Linked DNA regions of Homo sapiens: region 2 is linked to region 1. The links are chromatin loops, found by intact Hi-C in ENCODE. Cell type or tissue: heart left ventricle. All regions are shown on one strand. Each heading gives the region's core, and the rest is flanking DNA. Links, peaks and the distances in the headings are about the cores only.

The links. Peaks named below come from ENCODE experiments on the same cell type or tissue, not always from the same donor. Only the 100,000 strongest peaks of a DNase experiment are listed, where the experiment ranks them.
Region 2: it touches region 1 in a loop (5-fold over the local background); 25 of 110 quality-filtered maps call a loop at or near these places.

The regions. Positions count from the first base shown.
Region 1 is chr22:17,784,013-17,786,916 of GRCh38, reverse strand. No RefSeq gene overlaps it. Among named protein-coding and RNA genes, the nearest start is that of LINC00528, 8.2 kb to the right of the region's middle. RefSeq lists enhancers at 255-304, 1,555-1,664, 1-2,006. In heart left ventricle, for the core only: a CTCF peak has its summit at 1,506 (motif pointing right); DNase peaks (open chromatin) are centred at 1,516 and 1,925; H3K27ac peaks cover 1,203 bases.
Region 2 is chr22:17,557,024-17,559,927 of GRCh38, reverse strand. CECR2 (CECR2 histone acetyl-lysine reader) reads right to left here. Exons shown (of 19, transcript NM_001290047.2): 19 at 1,777-2,904. Among named protein-coding and RNA genes, the nearest start is that of SLC25A18, 5.0 kb to the left of the region's middle. In heart left ventricle, for the core only: a CTCF peak has its summit at 1,332; a DNase peak (open chromatin) is centred at 1,317.

The DNA.
Region 1 (2,904 bases), core at 100-2,599:
CCCAGCTATTCCAGAACAAAGAAAGGCCTGGCTGGGACAAATGTGGGCGTGTCAGGTAGAACAGAGGACAAAAATGGATGAGCAGCTCAAAGTGCATATCCTGTGGCCCTAGAGGACATCCCGTACAAGGAGAGCTGGGTCACTTGCCTGTTGGGAAAGGAAATGGGGCTTGGTAGTCACCTGACCCCCAGGCTCTTGTTCCTCAGAAGGGCTTGCTTGTCAGAGCTGCACCAGGCAGCCTTGGGCTGCAGTTCACAGCCACCTCAGGTGGCAGGAAATGATAAGTATTGCTTTAGGGAGGACACCAGAAAGGAAGGCTGCTGGGCCAGGCCAGAGCCACTGTCAGAAGCACACAAAAAGGCCACACGCCGTGGCGCACGCCTGTAATCCCAGCACTTCTGGAGACCGAGGCATGAGGGTCACCTGAGGTCAGGAGTTCAAGACCAGCCTGGCCAATATGGCGAAACCACGTCTCTACTAAAAATACAAAAATTAGCTGGGTGTGGTGGCACACTGGAGAGCCTGAGGCAAGAGAATTGCTTGAACCTGGGAGGTGGAGGTTGCAGTGAGCCAAGATTGTGCCACTGCACCCTGGGTGACAGTGAGACTCTGTCAAAAAAAAAAAAAAAAAAGTATAGGCTCTATCATTTTTAAATTTTAAAAACTATTTTAAAACAAAAAACAAGAAGCTCTTCTTTCATGAACCACCACATCTTTAACAGCTCCAAAGTCCCTCCTGAACCCTGAATCCTCACATAGTCCCATCTTAAGAATCAGCCAAAAATGAAGGGACAAGACATGCCATTTTATTCCATTTTATAAGCTGGCCACACTGGCCCACGTGCTAGACCCTCCCCTCTTCGTGTCCCCTGCTCGGATGACCTCCCCAGTGATGCCCAGTGAGGAGGGTGAGGCCATACCACCCAAACACTGGCCGGGGGCCGGAGCCTCCTGCCGCACACAGCACAGGAGCCTATGAGACCAGGCCCGTGGCCCTCCCAACAGCCTGTGGCTGCTCAGCTTCACCAGGAGCTTTTTCAGCAGCCTCTTCGTGTGCCCCCTGCCCCAAGGTCTTCCTGCAGCGGGGGCTTTGCCGGGGAAGGCAGAGGAGTCCAGTTGCTGTGGGTAGGCCACATGTGCCACAGCCACACTGCCAGAGAAGCCACCTACTGCCAGGACGGAGGAGGAAGACAGTCCCTGTGCTGCACACACAGCCCCTTTTCATGCCCCCGCGGCGTCCGAGCCACAGAGTGCACATCCAGTACTGGAGCAGGCTGTTTCCAGCCGTGGGGCCCAGGGTGGGGCCAGGGTGGGGTGGCTCAGGACTAGGTGGATGGGGCTGAGGGCCTCCCTGGACAGTCAACACCTGAACCGTGGTGAGGCTGCCAGTATTGAGTGGTCCCCAAAGTAGCCAGGGATAGCATCCTCCAGACGCGTAGGTGCGTGTGGAGCTACCTCGCGCAGCTGTGTGACACGAGACTGACTGAAGCTGCTGGTGTCTGCCCACCCACAAGAGGGCGGCAGGGAGCACAAGTTAGGTGAGCACCAGCTCGGTGTCCTGGCGGGATGTGTTCCTGTCTCTTCCCCCGACGTCAGCCTGGTCACAGCACTCACCCGGCCGGCGCCTCGCATTCCTCCCACCGACTTGGGACTGCTGACCAACTTAGGATGGGGGAGCACGTGGGAAGGCTGGAGGTTCCGGAGTCGGGCCCCGTGTAGATGCACAGATGCCTCCTGATGGGAGAACCCTAGGAGGACTCGGGAGGCAGCCCCCTGCAGCTCGAGGCCAGCCTCCCTGTTTCACGAACTTGCTGGGCCCCCGTGGAGTCCGTGTTCCCAGAGGGTTCAGCCGGCCCCATTGCCCCAGCCACCCCTCCACCCAGGCAGCAGGTCAGAGCTGGTGTCCCAGCAGCAGCTCCAGGGACAGGCCACGGGTCCCTGGGTCTTCACAAGGCCATCGTCAAGGATGAGGGATTTGTCCAGATGGGTGCTGGAGTGTCAGCGTTGAGGGGCTGCTCAACCCACAGGCACCCGGCCCAGCAGGCGAGAGGAGCCTCTCAGTGGTCAGCCCCCATGAGTGTCCAGGGCCTGCCTTTCTTTTCTTTTTTCTTTTTTCTTTTTTTTTTTTTTGAGACAGAGTTTTGCTCTTGTTGCCCAGGCTGGAGTGCAATGGCGCGATCTCGGCTCACCACAACCTCCGCCTCCCAAGTTCAAGTGATTCTCCTGCCTCAGCCTCCTGAGTAGCTGGGATTACAGGCACACGCCACCATGCCCGGCTAATTTTGTATTTTTAGTAGAGATGCGGTTTCTCCATGTTGGTCAGGCTGATCTCGAACTCCCGACCTCAGGTGATCCGCCCACCTCAGCCTCCCAGAGTGCTGGGATTACAGGCGTGAGCCACTGCGCCCGGCCCAGGGCCTGCCCCTCTAGCCCCCGGTTGTCTCCCCGGCAGAGTGGCTGCCAGGTCTTTCTCGGGAGAAAAGGAGAGAGAGGCACCTGGCAGCCAGCAGCTCCCTTTCCCCAGTGGGTCTCACTTCTTTTAAAAATGTTTTTAGAGAATTAAATACCTTTCAAAAATGTATCTCGGACCAAACTTGTTCCCTCGGGGGGCTGGGATGCCTTCCACCCGGAGGCCCCAGCACAGGGACCACCTGCCCAGCCAGACCGCCTCAGCAGGCAGCTCCTGCAGGTCCCGACTCTCTCGGCTCCTCCATGGCCAGTCATTCCCGCCCGTCCCCTGCGCTCTGTGTCTGTAGCTGCTAAGTTGCCGCTGCTGGCTGGTAAGAGAATTCTTCCTGTCCTTCCCCTGGTGTGGCCATGTATTTTGACAAGAAAAGACAAGCAGGAAATTGTCTTTTTCCCCAAGCTTCTTGCCCACGTCAAGGGCAGGCCTGCTCCACCAGC
Region 2 (2,904 bases), core at 209-2,708, 230 kb after region 1:
ATAACTGAACAGTTTTAAAATAATACCAGGATAAAAGGCTCAAAAATTTGTTAGCCAGTAACAACAGAGTATCAGTGGGGACAATCAGACACCAAACAACTGGAGGTTAAAAGGAGAGTGAACAGATCACTGCCTAGAAAGGGACAGCCCCAAGCATGGGTTTGGAAACGGGTACTAATTGTGGTGAAATTTTTATGGAATGAGGATTACTTCCACAGCCAATTACAGATGCTCCTCAGCTTCCAGTGGGGTCACCTCCGGATAAACCCATCATGAGTTGAAAATATTGTCAGCTGGAAATGCACTGAATCCACCTAACCCACCAAATATCACAGCTTAGCCTGCCTCAAGCATGCTCAGCAAACTTATGCTAGCCCACAGTTGAGCCTCCTTTTTTATTTTTATTTTTGAGACGGAGTCTTCCTGTCGCTCAGGCTGGAATGCAGTGGCGCGATCTTGGCTCACTGCAACCTCCGCATCCCAGCTTCCAGCGATTGTCCTGCCTCAGCCTCCCAAGTAGCCAGGATTACAGGCACCCGCCACCACGCCCCGCTAATTTTTGTGTTTTTAGTAGAGGCAGGCTTTTGCCATGTTGGCCAGGCTGGTCTCGAACTCCTGAGCTCATATGATCTACTTGCCTTGGCCTCCCAGAGTGCTGGGATTACAGGTGTGAGCCAGCACACCTGGCTGAGCCTCCTTTATCACACAGTGTTGAATATGTCATGGAGTTTATTGAATACCGTACAGAAGGTGAAAGAGAATTGTTGCACGAGGACTTCAAGTACAGTTTCTGCAGAATGTGTCTCATTTTCAAAAACTCCTAAGTTGAATGATCATTAAACTGGGACAGTCTGCATTTAAGGACAAAACAGGAGTTCTGGTGTCTTAAGACTGTAGCTGATTTCTAAGAATGTAGCTACTTTCTTTTTTTGGGACACAGTCTCACTCTGTCACCCAGGCTGGAATGCAGTGGTGCGATCTCGGCTCACTGCAAGCTCCGCCTCCCGGGTTCACGCCATTCTCCCGCCTCAGCCTCCCGAGTAGCTGGGGCTACAGGTGTGTGCCGCCACGCGCGGCTAATTTTTTGTATTTTTAGTAGAGACGGGGTTTCACCGTGTTAGCCAGGATGGTCTCGATCTCCTGACCTCGTGATCCGCCCGCCTCAGCCTCCCAAAGTGCTGGGATTACAGACGTGAACCACCGCGCCTGGCTGAATGAAGCTACTTTCAAACTGTTCTCCCAGTAACTGGAAATAAAACATAAATGACCTTGGCAGGTATAAGATTGCCCGCTTGCTTAGGCTGGAGCTCCCACTTCTGGCCATGTGTGTGCACAGCGGGCTCCAGGCTGGAGCTGCCCCGCTGCCCCACTGTTATACTCCTTTCCCATCCCAGGCACCCTAAAGCCTGCAAGGAGAGAAGTCGTGCACCTCAGGTGTAGTAACCTTCTGAAGGCGGACGCCTTTACCAGTGAGATGCTGACGGCCGGGCCAGCTTCGCAAGGATCGGCTGTGAGGAGCGTTTTATCCCTGACATGGTTTAGAACTGCCAGTCAGTACATGACTGTTTTGAAGTTCTCTGGAACCATATTCCTCTGTCTCATGCACAGGACCCGTGCCCCGCCTCCGTGGATTCTGGATGCATGAGAATGGACGAGGGGTGGCATTTCAGCTGGTGGCCTTGTGGCCTAGTTCACGCCTTCGTCCTGATGGAAGTCTGGGTTTGCCCTGATATGGAAATGACACATGGACAGACACACCACACACACAGAGGAGCCTTGCTATTTTAAGCATGTACTTTATACAAAATAACCAGTTCATATGGAAATAAATCTACAGACCTCCAAGGATCAAAAAGCTTTTTAAAAAGTTCTTTTAAAAAATTATCCAACACACAATATTGAACTAACTATTGAGGTAAGTGTCGCTCTCAGTGAAACAGGGAATCAGCAGACCACGACAAAATATACACAATATAAAAATAAATAGCATTCCCCTTTCCAGTACTGGCCAGAAGGTTCACATGGTTTCTGCTTTTGCAGCAGGAGCAGAGGCTCCAGACACTGTGTGCCAAGGCTGCTGGGGACTGACCGGGGCCCCAGGAGCTACGCACAAGGCAGGAGAGTGAGGTACCTGAGCCCTGGCTAGGGAAGGGAAAGGAAGGGAAGGGAAGGGAAGGGAAGGGGCTGCATGGTTTCCTGAACGGGGGTCAGCATTTCAATAACTTATGCAATATCCATACCCCTGCTCCCACCCCACCCACCCCTGTCAACAACACAAGCAAGGACAATCAACTGCTCGTCAGCCGTTCTGACGTTAGAGTTCAGTTAGTCCTCTTGTGCAGGACAAGAGGGAGAAACTAGGTAGGAAAAGGTCAAGCCGAGCCCGGAACAGTCCCTCCGCACATCTGTCTAGCACAGAGCAGGATCAACATCCAGCCTGGAGGCAAAACTTGTGTCCCAGCTTAATTTAAAAAATGAAGGTCCGGTGTGTTGGCTCACGCCTGTAATCCCAGCATGTTGGGAGGCCAAGGCGGGTGGATCACCTGAGGTCAGGAGTTTGAGACCAGCCTGGCCAACATGGTGAAACCCCGCCTCTACTAAAAATACAAAAATTAGCTGGGAGTGGTGGTGCGCGCTTGTAGTCCCAGCTACTTGGGAGGCCGAGGCAGACGAATCCCTTGAACCTGGGAGGTGGAGGTTGCAGTGAGCCGAGATCGTGCCATTGCACTCCAGTCTGGGGGACAAGAGCAAGATTTCGTCTCAAAAAAAAAAAAAAAAAAAAGAAAAGAAAAAAAACGGGATGCAGTAACATTCACCCAAACACTACTGTCCCAAGGGGAAAGTGCGTGAGGCTTGGTGTCCTATGGCTGCACGGCAGAGTCCAACCCAAAAAAGAAATAGGGA